Regions from separate parts of the Mus musculus genome. Here region 2 is linked to region 1. A link is a loop called in an ENCODE intact Hi-C map of the cell type or tissue named here. Cell type or tissue: gastrocnemius. All regions are shown on one strand. Links, peaks and the distances in the headings refer to the core of each region. The heading gives the core; the rest is flanking DNA.

What was found. Peaks named below come from ENCODE experiments on the same cell type or tissue, not always from the same donor. Only the 100,000 strongest peaks of a DNase experiment are listed, where the experiment ranks them.
Region 2: it touches region 1 in a loop (6-fold over the local background); 14 of 42 quality-filtered maps call a loop at or near these places.

The regions. Positions count from the first base shown.
Region 1 is chr16:19,097,647-19,106,012 of GRCm38, forward strand. It overlaps LOC105246083 (a long non-coding RNA gene), which reads left to right. Exons shown (of 3, transcript XR_875947.2): 2 at 1,606-1,701. It also overlaps Igl. Among named protein-coding and RNA genes, the nearest start is that of Gm35545, 120 kb to the right of the region's middle. In gastrocnemius, for the core only: no CTCF peak of the experiment used is centred there; a DNase peak (open chromatin) is centred at 4,377.
Region 2 is chr16:19,198,441-19,206,806 of GRCm38, forward strand. It overlaps Igl, Iglc2 and Iglj2. Among named protein-coding and RNA genes, the nearest start is that of Gm35545, 16 kb to the right of the region's middle. In gastrocnemius, for the core only: no CTCF peak of the experiment used is centred there; DNase peaks (open chromatin) are centred at 3,784 and 5,462.

The DNA of each region.
Region 1 (8,366 bases), core at 76-8,075:
ATGAAATAGATTTTGGTTTTTAGTTTATTTTGAATCATTCCATTATGCTGAAGTTATTTATTAGCTTCAAAACACTTGTGTAGTGTTCAGAGTATCTTGTAGAAAAAAAAATCATCATCTGAAAATAGAGTTACCTTAGTGTCTTTTGCCATTCATAACCCTTTTATTACCTTCCATTAACTTACTGCTTTAGAGAATATTATAAGTAATAAATTGAACAGTAGTGCCAGGTTTTGACATCCTCCTTTTTTCTCCCATCAGTGGAAATGCTTTACATTTTCCCCACATAATTTTTGTTATGTTGAAGTATACTCCTTTCATCCCTAGGCTCTCTATACATTTTGTAAAATGTAAAGTTGTTTCTGACTTATCACATAGGAGGTCTGAACCTCAATAGTATGAATGAATTACTTAATGCTGGGAAGGATATGATTACATTAGGGTAAATGTGTAGTTGCAAAAAAAAAATTGATTTCATGGTGCAATGAAATATGTAAGCAGGCAGCCCATCCAGAGCATTAGGCAAATTTTTGGGATCTATAGATTTGTCAGCATAATAATGTGCATTATGTTTAAAACCAGAAAACAAAATATCAAGAAAACAAGTTATCAAGTTGAAAATGTACTTAGCTTTATGGAGACTTGATGTGCCAATGTTGGGTGATACACAGAAGGGCCTCCATGTCTTAGAGGACATGGACAGGGGTATTGTGAGAGAGATTGTGTGAGGGATGGACCAGGAAAGGGGGGATAGCAACTAAGATTTGAAGTGAATAAATAAATGAATAAATAAATAAATAAATATAAAACAAAACAAAACTAAACAAACAAACAAACAAATAGTTCAGATAGCTATCTACACAATAATACCCTTATACGCATAAGTTGCTGTTTTGACATGTTCCAACCTCAGGTTGAGAGAAGATGTTGTAGAAGGGGTGAATGGAAATCGAGGAAGACAGATTCATAGTTAGTGATGGATGCAAGATGAAAATTCTGTAATCTCCTTGAAATAGTTCTTTCTTGCAGACCAAATCCCAGTCTTTTATATGCTAAGCTACTTCTTTAGAAATTGAATACCAGTTTAATCATGTACTCCAGGTTCACTTTTGATCATTCCTTGAATCAATATTTTATTACCTTAGCCCCTTGACTCTTAGAAATAGAATCTGAAATACAGAACACAATTGAGGCAAATAAACCAGACACCAAATACATTTTGTGACATAGCAAGTCCTATGTATTATTGGCTGTCAACTTGACTAATCTCGAATAAACTACAGTCCAGAATTGGAGGGCTCACCTGTGATCCAGGACTTGAAGTTGGAAGACAGATGTTTCTGACCTGAATCTTGTCATGGAGATCTTGAAGCATAGTGGCTTTGAAAAGCTTAGGCTCAGGCATGGTAGTACATGCCTTTAATCTCAGGCACTAAGGCAAGGAGATCTCTGAGTTCAAGGTCAGTTTGGGACAAAGCAAGTACTAGATCCAGGCCAGGTGGTGCACATCTTTAATCTGGCACACACCTTCTGCTGGAGAACTACAACAAGACATTGGAAGAAGGAAGATTCTCTCTTTTTCACCTGATTTCATTTACTTTCCAGAATATCTATTGGCACCTACTTCTACAAAAGACCAGCTGAAACATCTAACCTGGTGGGACTGAGCAACTACTAGATTCTTCGACTTCCCATTCACAGGTGAACATTATTGGGGTGGTTGGACTACAGACTTTAAGACATCACAATAAATTCCCTCAATATTAAGTGACCTTCCATAACTTCTGTGACTCTAGAGAAATCTGACTAATAAAAAAAATGTACTGTGAGTGGTTCTAGAAGAGCAGAAGTATAAGGATGGTTCTTTTTAAAGTCTGGAATTAGCTTAATAATTTGTCAGCACCTTCTAATTCACCAGCACCTTCTAATTCACTGAAACTTCTGCATATATTCTCTCTCCTGGGAGTTCAGAGAATATTGAAGGCCTGTGGTAGAAACTATATTTCAAATTAAAGAATCTAGTGCCTTTAATTTTCTTGATCCATCAATTATAACTGGCAACGTATAGGATGGCCCAGTGTACACAACTTTCTACAGTTTGTGGGGAAATATGAAAATGATTTTGCTTGTTTGTTGCTTTTAGTATCTCTGGAAAAATTGATGAAGGAAAATAATGAGCTATGTGATAGAATTGATTGGCTCCAGATGCAAATAAGCAATCTAAAGTTTTCTAAATGTGCCCTTGAAGAAAATATTCTCTACAGCAGAAAATCAAACTGAAGCTCATATTATAAGGTTGGCTGAATTACAGTGAAAATTCAAGTCTCAGCCTCAGAGCATGTCTTCAGTTAAGTAAGGGCAATATTTGGCAAAGAAGGGGATCCTATAACTTGGGATGGGGATGCATGGGAGGACCCTGTTGAAGCTGAGAATGTTGACTCTTCAGATTCTGAAGGGTCTAGCTCACCTGAGGAAGTAGTACCTTCAGATCCACCTCTTGAAGCCTTTTTCACATGAAGAAAATAATCCCTCAGAGTCTGATATATCAGCAGTGACTTTCTTTGAAGAAAGTGTGGGGCAAGACAATACTGATATTCCTCAAAGCCCACAATAGTTTCTTCTAGACCTATAATGAGACTCAAAGCCCCTAGAGAGGATATAGAATGTGTATTCCATGAGGAAATGAACTACACTACTAAGGAGCTTAATGAGTTTGCTAATTCATTCAAGCAGAAATCTGGGGAATATGTGTGAGAATGGTTTTAAAGGTGTGAGATAATGGTAGATGCCACACCATCTCCAGTAGAATCTGTGTGACAAGTTCCACAGACTGAGGTGATTGACCTCAGTAGGGGGAGGCCTCCTGGAACCAATTGCCGAACTCTTTGCTGGAGAAAAAATATTGAGCCATAATTCTTATGGCAATCTATCTGTTCTGTTTTCTCTTATTCCCTTTCTTATTTAACATGTTCCTGGCAGCCTAGGCCAAGAGCTTAAGTGAGAATAATGGGTAAGAAACTATTCCTAGAGATGGCACCACTAACATGACCTTATCCCCCGGTAAACCAATGCTTTACTTTCTAAATCATTTACAAAACTATTATGATAGATAAAATTTTCCCAAGAATAAAATTTCATATGGTTAGATGTGTGTCATCAAAGGTGGATTTTGGTGTATGGTAAAGGAAGCTTTAATTAGAAAGAATTAAAACAGTTTAAATTTATACATTGAAGATTTATAAAAAAAACAGGCACTAGATGATAAATAATAACTGACCATGGTGCTTGAAAGTTAGGTCAGTGGTTTAGAGCACTGACCGTTAAAGATTTATTGTCCTGCTCCTGGAAATATGCCACTAGCCTTGAATGACAGCCCCCACTGAATACATCCTTTTAGAGTTGTTATATTTTGATGATTTATAATGATGTTACCTGTTCTGTTTGTGAGTCACTGAATATATATTTTCAGAGTTGTAATGCTTGGACGATTTTTTGTGCTTTATTGTGCCAAATGATTTTTGTTGGTATCTGTTGTGGATAGCCCTGGGGCTAATTAAATTACAAAATAATAATAGTTATGTCCAATTATATCTGAGATAAAATAGTCTTTTAATTGGACAGAAAGTGGGAAATGTTGTGGATAGCCCTGGGGCTAATTATATTTGATTCCATTTTTCTGTGAGTGGCAGCGAACAAGGAATGAGTAAGCAATCAGGTGATTTCCTGTAAATCTGTTTCCCACCTTAATTTGTAAAATAAAGGAGAGCCGCTTATTGGGCAGATAAAAGGGAAAGTGGAGCAGAAGGGGGGGGGAGAGAAGAAGGAGAAAATGGAAGAGGGAGAGGACGCAGAGGAGGAGGAAGAAGGAGACAAGTTGAGCAGAAGCACATGGCCTGGAGAAACTGTAAGTTCTAAGGGGTCTCATAAGCTGTGGAAGATGGTAGTATAGTGGTACATCTGCCCAATCTAGGCTCACAGCATGTAATCATATTAACTGTGTTGTGTTTTCATTGCTGGGGCATATTTGGGATGGGAGATTTAACGCAACAAAATGGTGCCTAATGTATTGATTTGAATTCAACTAAACTGAGATAAAAATTCATTGCCCTCCAACCCTTGAATGAGGCTTGGGCAGTCACCTAGCCTATAGCAATATGGATTTGAAGCTGGCTAGATTTAAGGAACCTGTGGGAACTAAAAAGGGGAAAGAGGGGAAGGAGAGGGAAAGGAGGATAGCCCACGTCTGGCCAGAGTTCCACCTATGCTCTGGGCAGGCAGACATGGGTGGGCTCCCAGATGCTTTCCACTCGGTCCCGGGTGGGCATCTAAGCCACTGACCCCACTCAACAGGGTGTGGACAAGGGTCAGCCCCTGACCAGGGACCTGGGCCAACACCCTGTCCCCTGGGGTTATGGGAGAGAGCTTCCCACACAGGCGAGAGTCTGTGCAGTGGACCTTGATGAACAGAGACAGTCTATGATTTTAGAGCTTTATTATAGAAAGGCAAGGAAGGAGAAAGGACAGAAAGTAAGAGAGAGAGAGAGAGAGAGAGAGAGAGAGAGAGAGAGAGAGAGAGAGAGACTGGCCATGACCAAGAGGAGAGAAGGGGAAAAGAGAAAGAGAGAAGAAAGGCTAGAGAGTAAGAGGAAGAGAGAGGAGAGGAGAGTTGGAACAAGAGAGTGAGAGGAGTGAAAGAGTGAGGAGGGGCCAAATAGCCCCTCTTATAGTTGGGAGGAGTTTAGCCTGAAGGTCAGAAGCTTGGGACATTGTCTACGTGACTACTAACCATGCTTCTCTTGTGGGGGCTGAGGGGGCGGTAACAGGAGCCAGGGTTCCAGGAGACACGAGAGAACTCCTTCTGTCCCATGTAGGTAAATTATCAGCACCAGGTCCTGGGGTTTATACCTCAGCTCAACTGGAAACCAGGCTGTCTGTTCATAGCCCAGTGCCCCACAGGGGCCTACAGAGAACAGCAGAGGGGCATCTATGCCTGAGAGAGCCTTTCTGTGTTTGCTTCCCTATATCCTTCGTTCCCCACCCTGCCTACCCCATCTCCAAACAAGGACACAGACAACCTGGATCTTTTTACACTCAGCTTCTCCCTGTGAATAAATAATTGGGAGACTAAAGTACAAAGGACTATGTACCACGTAATTCATTTCTATAAAGAGAGAAATATAACCTTTTGATACTTGAAGAAGGTATAAAAATTTAGTGCTCTAATAAGGCGTATGTGATACTCATATTCTGTCTAACATGGGCTCCATGGACATTTGGGTTTAAATCCTGGTTTGACAAGCTGCCTCTTATAACTAGGTGTAGTACCTAAGATGGGAAATTTCACCTGTGGTTCAGAACCAGATAGAGATTATTAGTCACTGACTCCTAGAGAGAGCAGTGATAATCACCTGCTATGAAGAGGTATTAATTAATTGAAGTCTGTGGTTCAAGGTAGAGAGTGCCCTAACAAGTTTTACAGGGTACTCATATTCTGTCTAACGTGGGCTTTATGGGAATTTTAGCTTTAAATCCTTGTTTGACAAGCTGCTTCTTATAAGCAGGTATGGAAAGGGGAAAGGAAAGAACAAAGGAAAGGAAAGAGCAAAGGAAAGGAAAGAGCAAAGGAAAGGAAAGAGCAAAGGAAAGGAAAGAGCAAAGGAAAGGAAAGAGCAAAGAAAAGGAAAGGAAAACAGAAGTGTGAATTAATTGTTTTAAAGACTGTATAATAAAGTCTGTAGGAGACTCATATTCTGTCTAATGTAGGCTCCACAGAATTTTGGGTTTAAATCCTGACATGAGAAATTAGAAAGGCCTAAATAGGCTAAAATGCATGTGATTTTGAATATTGTGCTGGTTTTATTGTTCCTCTGGGACAGAGGGCTACAGGTTTTCTTGGTTACCAGCTGAAGGGTATGCTGATTTGGGGAAAAGGTTTTGTCTTTTTGTTTTTGGAAAAGGTGATTAAGGTATTTAATAACTTCCAGAGTTATATGGATCAGATTTGATAGGGGGAGACCCCCCTGAGAACTAGATTCCAGAGAATGAAACAAAAAGTTTATTTTGATGATACTAAAATTTTGATTTGAGATTTATATATTACAGAATACATAGCCTTGGTGAATTTCATCGTCAGACATGTTGAACTCCCGATGTCTTGGTTTTTCATCAGGATCCATCAGAGACTAATACAATTGTTGGTGTAGCCTTCTTAAGGCCAACTAATTCTCCCATTTCCTTACCCTTCCCTCTCCCATCAAAAATATCTCAACATCCATATTCAGCTTGAAGAAGTTATGAAGAGTCATCATCCCAGTTCCCTAGGTTTTGGGACTGGGGGTGGTTATTATAGGTTGTCTTTGATATTAAAAATTTTGAAGTACAAGGCTTGAACCCCGTCCTTATATTGCTGTTATTATAAACAGATCTGAGATGTTTAAGCCTGTGAGCTAAGGGCCAAATAGGAAATTCATGGCTCTGAGTTTATTGTTAGGATATCCTCAGTTATTTTAATTAGAAATGGCTGAGAGTAGTTAACAAAGAACACTCTAGATTACTGAACATAGTTGGCTTACAAAAACATCAGAAGTCCACAGAATGTAAATTTTAGTGTTATTTATTCACTAGTCTTTGAGATCAGTCTGCTCCTGAAAGCTTTCCCTGTCTTGGACTCAAAGAAGAAACTGAGCATCTTTGAGTTACTCCAGTTGTGGCAAAACAACCACTAGGCAAGAATTGCCTCATTCATCTACAGACATAATACTCTCCAAAGAAAGGACACAATTACAGCTTAGGATAGCTTGATTCTGTTGAGACAGAGTAGGCTAGTCTTTAAAATTCCTGTTTCTCTAAGTCTGTCAGATTACCCTGGCCAGTAGGCTGAAGACCGGTGCTCCAACATACTGAAGTAAGGGACTGTTCAGGTGACCAGCGGTCTCTATGGATTGGATAAGTTTTGGAAGCTGTTTTAGGCTTTCTGTATGTTTTCAGTTAATATCAGTCATCTTGGATTTCTGATGGGGTTGAAAAATTGCATAGTCTCCTAGTCAACCCAGGCTTTCTACTTTGAGAGGAACAGTTTTGAGAGGATGGTGTTCAGATGGCATTCAATCTAAAGCCAAGACATAGCCAGATGTAGAATTATAAGTCTTTTAAGTAAGGATAGATGACAGAGGTTCTGTTTAATTAACAAAATGATGGACTGGGTGTTAGGTCTCTTGTACTTTATAAAGTCTCTTTACTTTACAAAATAATAATAGCTATGTTCAATTATATCTGAGATTAAATATTGGCTAGGTAAAAAGTTCAGCAGGAGGAACAGAATAGAGTGGGTAGCCAGGTACCTGTCCACAAGATCTATAGCTATTTGTTCTTAACTAGGGGTAGGCTTCAATTTTTCCCACAGAAATCTCAACTAAACCAGTACTTTTCCACTAAGGCCAAGACTTTGTAAGTAAGCACTTAATGGTTGACAAGGCAGTTAACATTCAAACAGGGTCAGTCCAACAAAACACTGACAATCTTACCACTAAAGTGGTTAACTGACTATCCCATTGGGATTGAACAATGGTCTGTGATAAAAGGAAAATCACAGGAACTAGAACAATTAGTCCAAGAGCAGCTTGGGACTCAGTATATAGAAGAATCCACAAGCCCTTGGAATTCTCAGTACCTACTTTTAATAGAAAGCTGTCCAATAAAATACCATTGTAATGTCCTACCTCAAGGAATGTTAAACAGTACTACCTTGTGCCAATATTTTGTCAAACAACCATTAGAGATAATTTCCTCAATCTATAATTTACCAGTATATGGATGATATCTTATTGATTGGTTCAGATACAAATAACTTGGAAAGAATATTTGATGAAAAAAAGAAAACCTTGTCTCACTGGGTATTACAAATTGCTTCTGATAAAAAACAGAGAGGAGATTCTATTAATTACATAGGATATTAAATAAGTCTATGAAATATTAGAGAACAAATGCTACAAATTAGGAGAGCCCAATTAAGGACTCCTAATGGTTTCTGGAAATGATTGGGAGATATTAACTGATTTACGCTTACAATTGGCTTGACTACTCAAGAACTAAGTATTTTTTTTCAAACTTTGCACATGATAAAGACTTAAATAGCCAAACAAAATTATCAACTGAGGCTGAAAAGGAGTTGGCTCTGATAGAAAAGAAACTACAGGATACACATCTTTGTATATTAATCTAAAGATAGCCTTTGTCTTAGTTATCTTGTCTTCTAGTTGGTCTACCACAGGAATTCTTATACAGAGAGAAGATGATATCTTAGAACAGACATTTTTAGTACAAAGAGTAAAAAGATTAAAAATCTCTATAGGAAAGGTTTATGAATT
Region 2 (8,366 bases), core at 312-8,311, 100 kb after region 1:
GGAAAGAAGGGTTAAGATAGCTAATATAAAGAAGAGACCCCACCCTGGGTCTCTAAAAGCTGCAGGGTTCCCAGGCTAAGGAGAAACCTGGGTTCTTAGAGACATTCTGCAGGAGACAGACTCTTCTCCACAGTGTCCCCTTCATGTGTAACTTGACAGGTAAAACTGTTGTGAGATCTCCACTGGTCCGATGTCAAATGTAGGAAGCTGCTGGCCATGAACTTGTTGCCCTCTTTGGTGGGATTTGAAGTGTCCACACCCTGGGTGATAGGTGTACCATTTGCCTTCCAGGCCACTGTCACACCACTCGGGGAAAAGTTGGAAATCAGACACACCAGTGTGGCTTTGTTTTCCTTGAGCTCCTCAGAGGAAGGTGGAAACACGGTGAGAGTGGGAGTGGACTTGGGCTGACCTGTGCGAATAAAAGAAGGGATTGGTTCAGGAGACAATATAAAAACATCAAAATCTCAGTGACTGCTCAATTTGGCCACGCTTTTTACCTGGCACTTTTTCCTTTTCCTCACCTGCCCCATTGAGCCTAGTTGAGTACACACAGTTTTCTCACTAACTTTTTCAAAACATACTCTCAAGTTACATATACCTGACTCTTCCTTTCTGCCTCATTTCCACTATCAGCAGATATGGCTCTGCTCTATCCACCCCATTGTTTTTAATATAACTGGGGATTTGGACCACATCTGATCACCTTCCCCAGAGCAGTTATTTCCTCTTTGCTCCTGTGGTGATCAGAGCTCTCTGGTAAACAGGGTAGATCCCACTCTTTTTTTTTTTTCAGACTGCATTTCGATTGAGTAGGTCCCTTCTTTATCCCCAGCACCTGGGGACACTGAGTCTCTAGTTATCTTGGACAGCAAATTCTCTATATAAATCCATTCAGCTTTTCCAATATGTAGTGGCTTCCATCCAGAAAAGATCTGAGGCTACTCTGGGGTTGGTGCCTACTGCACATTTTGATCTGATCACAATACTCTTCACTATGTTCTAGAGTTTTCTTTCCTCAGGAGGTAGAGCACAGCAGCCACTTGTTCACTGAAACAGCATCCTTCCATGACAGTAAGGTAGTATTCCAAAACCCCAAGTTTGTCCCTCATTCCTGATCTCCTGCATATACTAGGCCATTTGAGGAAAACGAGAAGCTGGCAATGGAAATGTGAAACAGCAAGATCCAGGATTACAGAGCTTTGTAGACAGAATCCCTGATTATCAAATGACCAGTATCTGGTTACTCTACTAGTCAGTGCTGTCTCTATGTTCATAGGACTTTAGCAGCCCAGTTTAAGAACAGAGATCTCAACATTATTACAAGACTACTCTGTCACTATGCTTCTGTGGATCTAATTTAGATAACCTCACTCTCTGTAACCTGTGCTTATACCTCTAGATCTAATCTTGGACAACTTATAAAGATATTGTGGACTCCATGAAGGTCCTAGTGCCCCCCCCCCCCTTTGACCTGGACCAGAGTCCCAAATTATCAATCCTCCAGAGAACAAGGACGGTGCCATTCACTTTGGCTATACAGTATCTAATGCCCCTGAGATCACAGTATATCTATAAGAATGTAAAGCCAGCTGATTCTACTCTTCTGGTTCTTCCTTCTGATTACTTTAAAATGGTCCACCCACCTCTCCTAGCCACAGTGGAGAGCAGATGAGAAATTTTTCCCAGAGAGAAAAAAGACCCTTGCAAGACAACAAGGGCTGGGCTTATTAGGAAGAAGCTTTGAAACTACTTACCTAGGACAGTGACCTTGGTTCCACCGCCGAAAACATAACACAATGACTAAAACCCAACCCAAAACCTATGGGGCCAGCACCTGGTCCTGTTCTCTCACAGCTGAGCTGAATCAAACTACTAGCTAGCTACAATGGGTGGAGCTATGACCTCACTTGAGAAGCAGTGGGTGGTAATCCTTTTATAGGCTTGTCTTCTTGTCAGGCAGGTACCCCATGGAGTTGATTCAACACCATGTACTCTCTGCACTATTTCTGATACTCTCTATGCTGACAGCTGTGTAGTAGATCCCAAACAAATGCAAAATGACATATTAATTCAGGTGTCTTTGTTGAATGACATAGATTCCCTTGATTTTGGCTTGATTTTACAGGCTGAGTGTTTTTTTTTTCCCCTCACAAACATATTGTTCTACTTGGTCAGCTTCTTTAGAACCAAGGACAAGGGGCACTTCTTGCCTTATGAAAGAATGCTCCACAGAGAATTCTCTTCAAATTTCAACCCACAGAGATATAACTCATTTCCACTTCATTCATATGTGTTTTCTTACAATATAGTATCTGTCCACTATTTTATTTATCTATCTGCACATACATACATACCTATTTTTATATATACATATACCCAAGAAGAGTCACAAATTATCCATCTCTTTGTTTTCCATGTTAGAATGTAGACTACTCAGGCTTTCACCTTCATAGTTTCCTGAAATTTATAATGCAAAAGACAAAATTATCCTTCTCTCCATTTTGTAGTTCACCAGCACTCCATGTGGTTCAAAATATGTATATTTCTTATTAATTTTCTCTCCTCTGTGTCTGAAACTGCCCGTATTCTATTCATTTTTGCCTACTCATTCTGACTATTCTGACCATTCATTCTTACTTTATTTTTCCTTTCATTTTGATCTGCAAATGTCTGTTCATTCTAACATTAACACCAGGGTTATGCCTTCCCTATCCTCTTCGTGCTATTACTGTAATTGACTCACATTGTGCACTCTGAAAACCCACAGCTACCCAGGAGTCATTTACAGAATGTTTTCCACTCATTGAATACTTTTCTTGACATTCTACAACATAGCATGCCATTAAAATGCTCAAATGATAAAGACTAACACTCAGCTCATACAAAAAGCTAATGATAAGAATCAATAAATAGGTTTTGTTGAAATTTGATTTCATCTCCCAAGATAATTTTTAAATAAAGAACTCTTCATGTGTATGTATGCATGTGAGTTTCTGTTTGTGAATTTAGTGCTCTTAGAGACCAGAAGAGGCTGCCACATATTCTGGAGCTAGAACATGTGTCCTGGGGACCAAATGGGTCTTCTGTGAAACAGAACATTCTTTAAACACCGAAAAAGCTCTCCAGCTCCCCATGATTACTAAGTTACAGTGGAAGATTACTTAGTGCATTGAGGCTGCCAGTTGATTTTTCCTTTCTTTTTCCTTACTTTATTTAAATTTCATCAGTGTGACAATTTTCTATTGGTTAAAGACTTGTAGAAAAGGTATTTATTAGTCTATTAGCAGCATAAACCCAGCTCTTGTTTGTTACTAAATAAAGAAAGCATTCTTCTTTTCATTTTAAATGGAAACTACTTCCTCAGTAGTTAATTTTTCTTAAATTACAGGATTCTTCCTACTTAAGGCAAAACATTTAAGTCAGAAACAAGGGCAATCTGTCACTTTTCCTTTCATCAGTTACAATATTCCACTCTTCTCGACACTAGAATAGGCCTGGGACACAAATGCCTGGTAACATGCCAGACAATCAACAGAGCAGCCTACAAGAGTCAGCTGAGGAGTCATGAAAACTAAGTGAGTCAATGCAGGACCAGCCTACATAATCTTCAAAATTCTCCTCTGTATGAAAAATCCATTGTGATTAAGTAACATTGTAGAAAATACTATAGAAATAAGCAACATAGAATGTAATATAAACATGATTTGGTTGGTAAATAAACTACTTGGCTATTTAACATAAAGGCAAGTTATCAGAGAACATCTGGGTAGTGGCCAGCTTGGTCGTGTCCCTAGGGACTGGTGAAGAAAAAAATAGATGAGCATAGTTTTCTAAGTGCCAAAGGAATAATATGGAGCTCTGAAACATCTTCCAAGTGTCCAGAGGTTTTCATGTGTTCACCCAAGTGGTCAGGAAGAAAAGAGCCACTGAAAGCATGAATTCAGGGTCTGTGTGTGTGTGTGTGTGTGTGTGTGTGTGTGTGTGTGTGTGTGTTTGTGTGAAATGGCTTTCTAATTCAGTTTTTAAGGTGGCCCATGAACTCTGCACTTAGGTCAAATAAGATCAACTGTTTCTTGGACAGAATAGCCCAGCCTATTCATCTCCTGTTTGGCCATTTCCTGAGTCATTGAAGAGCCTTGCAGGATGTGACTCTATATGGCTCACAGAAGTTGTAATGGTGAGATCATGTTGGATCTTTCAAGCATGGACTTCAACTTTCTTGTGTGAAATGGAATGGTGTTCTACACTAGGAGTGTTGGGACAATAAATAGCATTTATTATCTGCTGGCTCTGTGCTGCTGTCTAGTTAACAGTGCTCCCGTGTTGACTTTTCTTCTTCTTTTGGTTTCTGAGGAAATTGTCAGGAATCCTCTTATAAGTATTCCTATTCTGTTGGCATCAACAGGAATTTAAGGAAAAGGAAGGCAGAATATATATATATTAGTTGGGGTCTAAAGTGAGCTAGAATCCAAGAGGTGGGGTGCATATAAGCAGTGCTCCCTGGGTGCCCGGGGCCCCCCGTAGCAGAATCGAGGCGTTTCTGCATTAAAGGCTGTTAAGAAGAATCCGACCATGTTGTGTCTTCCTTGCCAGCTGAGGTGGGTGCAACAACTGGTGGCTCAATGGGGACCCGAGGACAACAACCTCGCGGATTCAGAACTTTTCAGCCAGGGAACTGTGGTACTGGTAAGTCTCCCAAATTGATCCCCGGTTAAAAGAGGGGATATGTTTTTCTCGCCCATGGACCCAGTGTGGGTAGCTCTTATCGTTGTTTCATTTTTTTGTAATTTATGGCCTCTGCTTTTGTTTGATAGAAGTAGTTAAGGTAGGTCAGAAAATTCTTACGGAACAACAAGAAAGCATGTCAGAGGAAGATAAGGAACATATGAGTAAAGGAAGGAAAAGGGGAGAAAAGGAAAAAGGAAAAGAAAGGGAGAAAAGACAAATACAAAAGGAAAAGGAAACAGTAATAAAGAAAAGGAATTAGCAAAAGTATATCCCTCTTTAAAAGACTTATCGCTAAGTCTATCAAGTTCTGACTCCAGTGGATCAGAGCTTAGTGAGGATGATGAAGCTGACCTAGAGGAAGAGGCAGCTCAGTATGAGAGGGATAGGTATGATCCGGATTGGCCATATAGAGCCAATCCATTGAAAAAGGGAGTATCAGCGAAAAAAAGAATAAAACCAAAAGTGCTGACATCTCTGCCTTTCAATCCTAATTACACAGAAAGAAAGGAGCCCACCATGGCTGCTAAACCAGGTACCTCATTCTGTCTGGAGGTTTGGAAAGAAGTTGGTCTAAGTTACCCTGTTTTTGCTGATGGCCAAGTGCAACGGTATCATGAGCCAGTGGATTTCAAAACTATTAAGCAACTGGCAGAGTCAGTCTGTACTTATGGGGTGGGTGCAGCTTTTGTGGTTGCACAAATTGAGGCGCTTGCCAAATATTGCCTCACCCCTGGGGACTGGAAAAATGTGGCTCGGGCTTGCTTGTCGTCCGGGCAATATTTAGACTGGAAGTCCTTGACTTATGAATATGCAAATAGTCAGGCAGCGGCCAATTTAGCTACAGGACAAGATCCTCAGAGACATTGGGATGCAGACATGCTGCTGGGTTTAGGACGTTTTGCTTTAGATCAAACAAATTATCCTAAAGCAGTCTATGCCCAAATAAATGAGGTAACTACCAAAGCCTGGAAGGCATTGCCAAACAAAGGCACAGTCTCAGGCAATCTTACAAAAATCTTGCAGGGTCCCACAGAACCATTTTCAGACTTTGTAGCATGCCTAGTTGAGGCAGCTACTAGAATCTTTGTTGACCCTGATACAGCTATGCCTTTAGTCAAACAGCTAGTATATAAGCAATGCACTAAGGAATGCAGAGCAGCCATTACACCCTATAAACATAAAGGTTTAGAAGTATGGATGAAGGTTTGCAGAGAACTAGGGGGCCCGTTAACCAATGCAGGCCTAGCGGCAGCTGTAGTGCAATTGGTTAGATCTAATAATGATACTTGTTATAAGTGTGGCCAAAGAGGACATTTTAGAAGAAACTGCCCTGAAAATGAAAAACGGGCTGCATTAGATAAACCTAGACAGTCGGGCTTATGCCACAAATGTAGGAAGGGAAAACATTGGGCTAATGAATGCAGATCTACAAAGGATATAGAAGGCCGACCATTATAAGCAGGATATGGTGGCACCAGGCCAAAAAATGGACAGCAGGGCCCACGTCCCCAGGGCCCTTAAATATATGGGGCTCTTCAGAATGACTAGAAGAAACCTTGGCCACCTCTCCATCATCCGAGAGACCACCGAGAGCCACTACTTGCTCTGCAGGATTGGACCTCCACTCCACCACCAGACTCGTATTAACCCCACAGATGGGGGTACAGCCCATAGATACAGATTTTAAAGGCCCCCTTTTCAAAGATACTGTAGGACTATTGCTTGGCCGCTCATCTTCTGCTTTAAAAGGATTACAGATAACCCCTGGACTATACTGGAATTGTAAAGGTTTTGGTAGCCTCCCCTGCTGGCATCTCAGCTATCTCCCCAGGAGATAGAATTGCTCAATTGTTGCTATTACCCAGTTTACATAAATATTTCCCAGCAAATAATAAAATAAGAGGAGAGAGCAGACTAGGTTCTACAGGTTCTCGGTTCACTTTCTTATCAATGGAATTAGGAGATCGCCTCATGTTAGCTTTAGAGATTGAAGGATGATCCTTTTAGGATTATTAGACACTGGTGCAGATCGCAGTATTATCTCCACTCATGATTGGCCGTCAAAGTGTCCCTTGCAGACATCATCTCAAAGCCTGCGTGGTCTGGGTTATGAGACTGCCCCTCTTATTAGTACTAAGGAATTGACATGGAAAAATGAGGAAGCTAAGTCAGGAAAATTCCTCCCCTACATTGTGGACATACCTGTGACCCTATGGGGCAGGGATGTCTTAACCAAGATGGATCTTAGATTAACTAATGAGTATTCCCCACAAGCTCGAGAAATTATGTCTAGGTAAAGGATTGGGAAAGTCATTACAAGGCAGTACTATGCCAGTACCAACCAAGTTTAAACTAGATAAAAAAAAACTGGGTTTTTCCTAGGGGCCGTTTAGGGCAGTATACCCATTACTTGGAAAACAGAGGAACCTGTATGGGTTCCTCAATGGCCTCTTTCCTCTGAAAAATTGGCAGCAGCCAGGGAATTAGTAAGGGAACAATTGGAATTAGGACATATTAAACCCTCCCAGTCACTATGGAATACCCCTATATTTGTAATCAAGAAAAAAATCAGGTAAATGGAGGCTTTTACATGATCTTAGAGCTATTAATAGTCAAATGCAAATTATGGGCCCAATACAAAGAGGCCTGCCCCTGCTCTCTAGCCTGCCTGCTGATTGGCCTATAATAATAATTGATATTAAGGATTTTTTTCTATTCCCCTTGCATTGTGTGATAGCGAGTGCTTTGCTTTTATTCTCCCCTCTGTAAATAATGAAGAGCCTGATAAACGGTATCAAGGGGTCATTTTACCTCAAGGCATGGCCAATAGTTCTATTATGTGTCAACTTTTTGTAGGAGAAGCCTTACAGCCTGCCCATGATGCATTTCCAAAAGTGAGGATAGTGCGTTATATGGATGATATCCTCCTTGCTTCTAATAATAAAGAAAGTTTAGATAAAGCTTATATAGAATTAGTAAAAGAATTAGAAAAGAAATGATTATTTGTAGCACCTGACAAAGTTCAGATGGGAAATTTAGGAGAGTTTTTAGGTACCCAAGTTACTTCGCATTATGTAGCACCTCAAAAGATTGAATTGCGCAAAGATCATTTAAAAACATTAAATGATTTCCAGAAATTGTTAGGTGATATAAATTGGATACGCCCATATGTGAGGCTACCCAATTCTGAATTAACTCCACTCTTTGATATGCTGAAAGGTGACCCTTAATTGTCATTCCCCCCGTGCCCTCACTCCTGAGGCCCGAGTTGCCTTAGGAAAGGTAGAGAGGTGCTTAGAAAAAGCTAAATTATGTAGATGGAAAGAAGGAGAGGACATACATTTGTGTGTCCTGAAGATGTTTCGCCAACCAACCGGAGTAGTGTGGAAATCAGGTCAACTATTGTGGATTTATCCTCATGTGTCTCCTAATAAAACTCTTGAATATTATCCCACCGCTGTAGCCCATTTAGCAATCTTGGGCATTAAGTCATGCATTCAACATTTTGGAGCCCCCCCCAAAAAAATTATTACACCATATGATGCTAACCAAATACAAACCCTGAGCTCTTTAGTTGATGAATGGGCTCTGTTACTTTGTAGTTATGATGGGGAATTAGATAATCATTATCATAA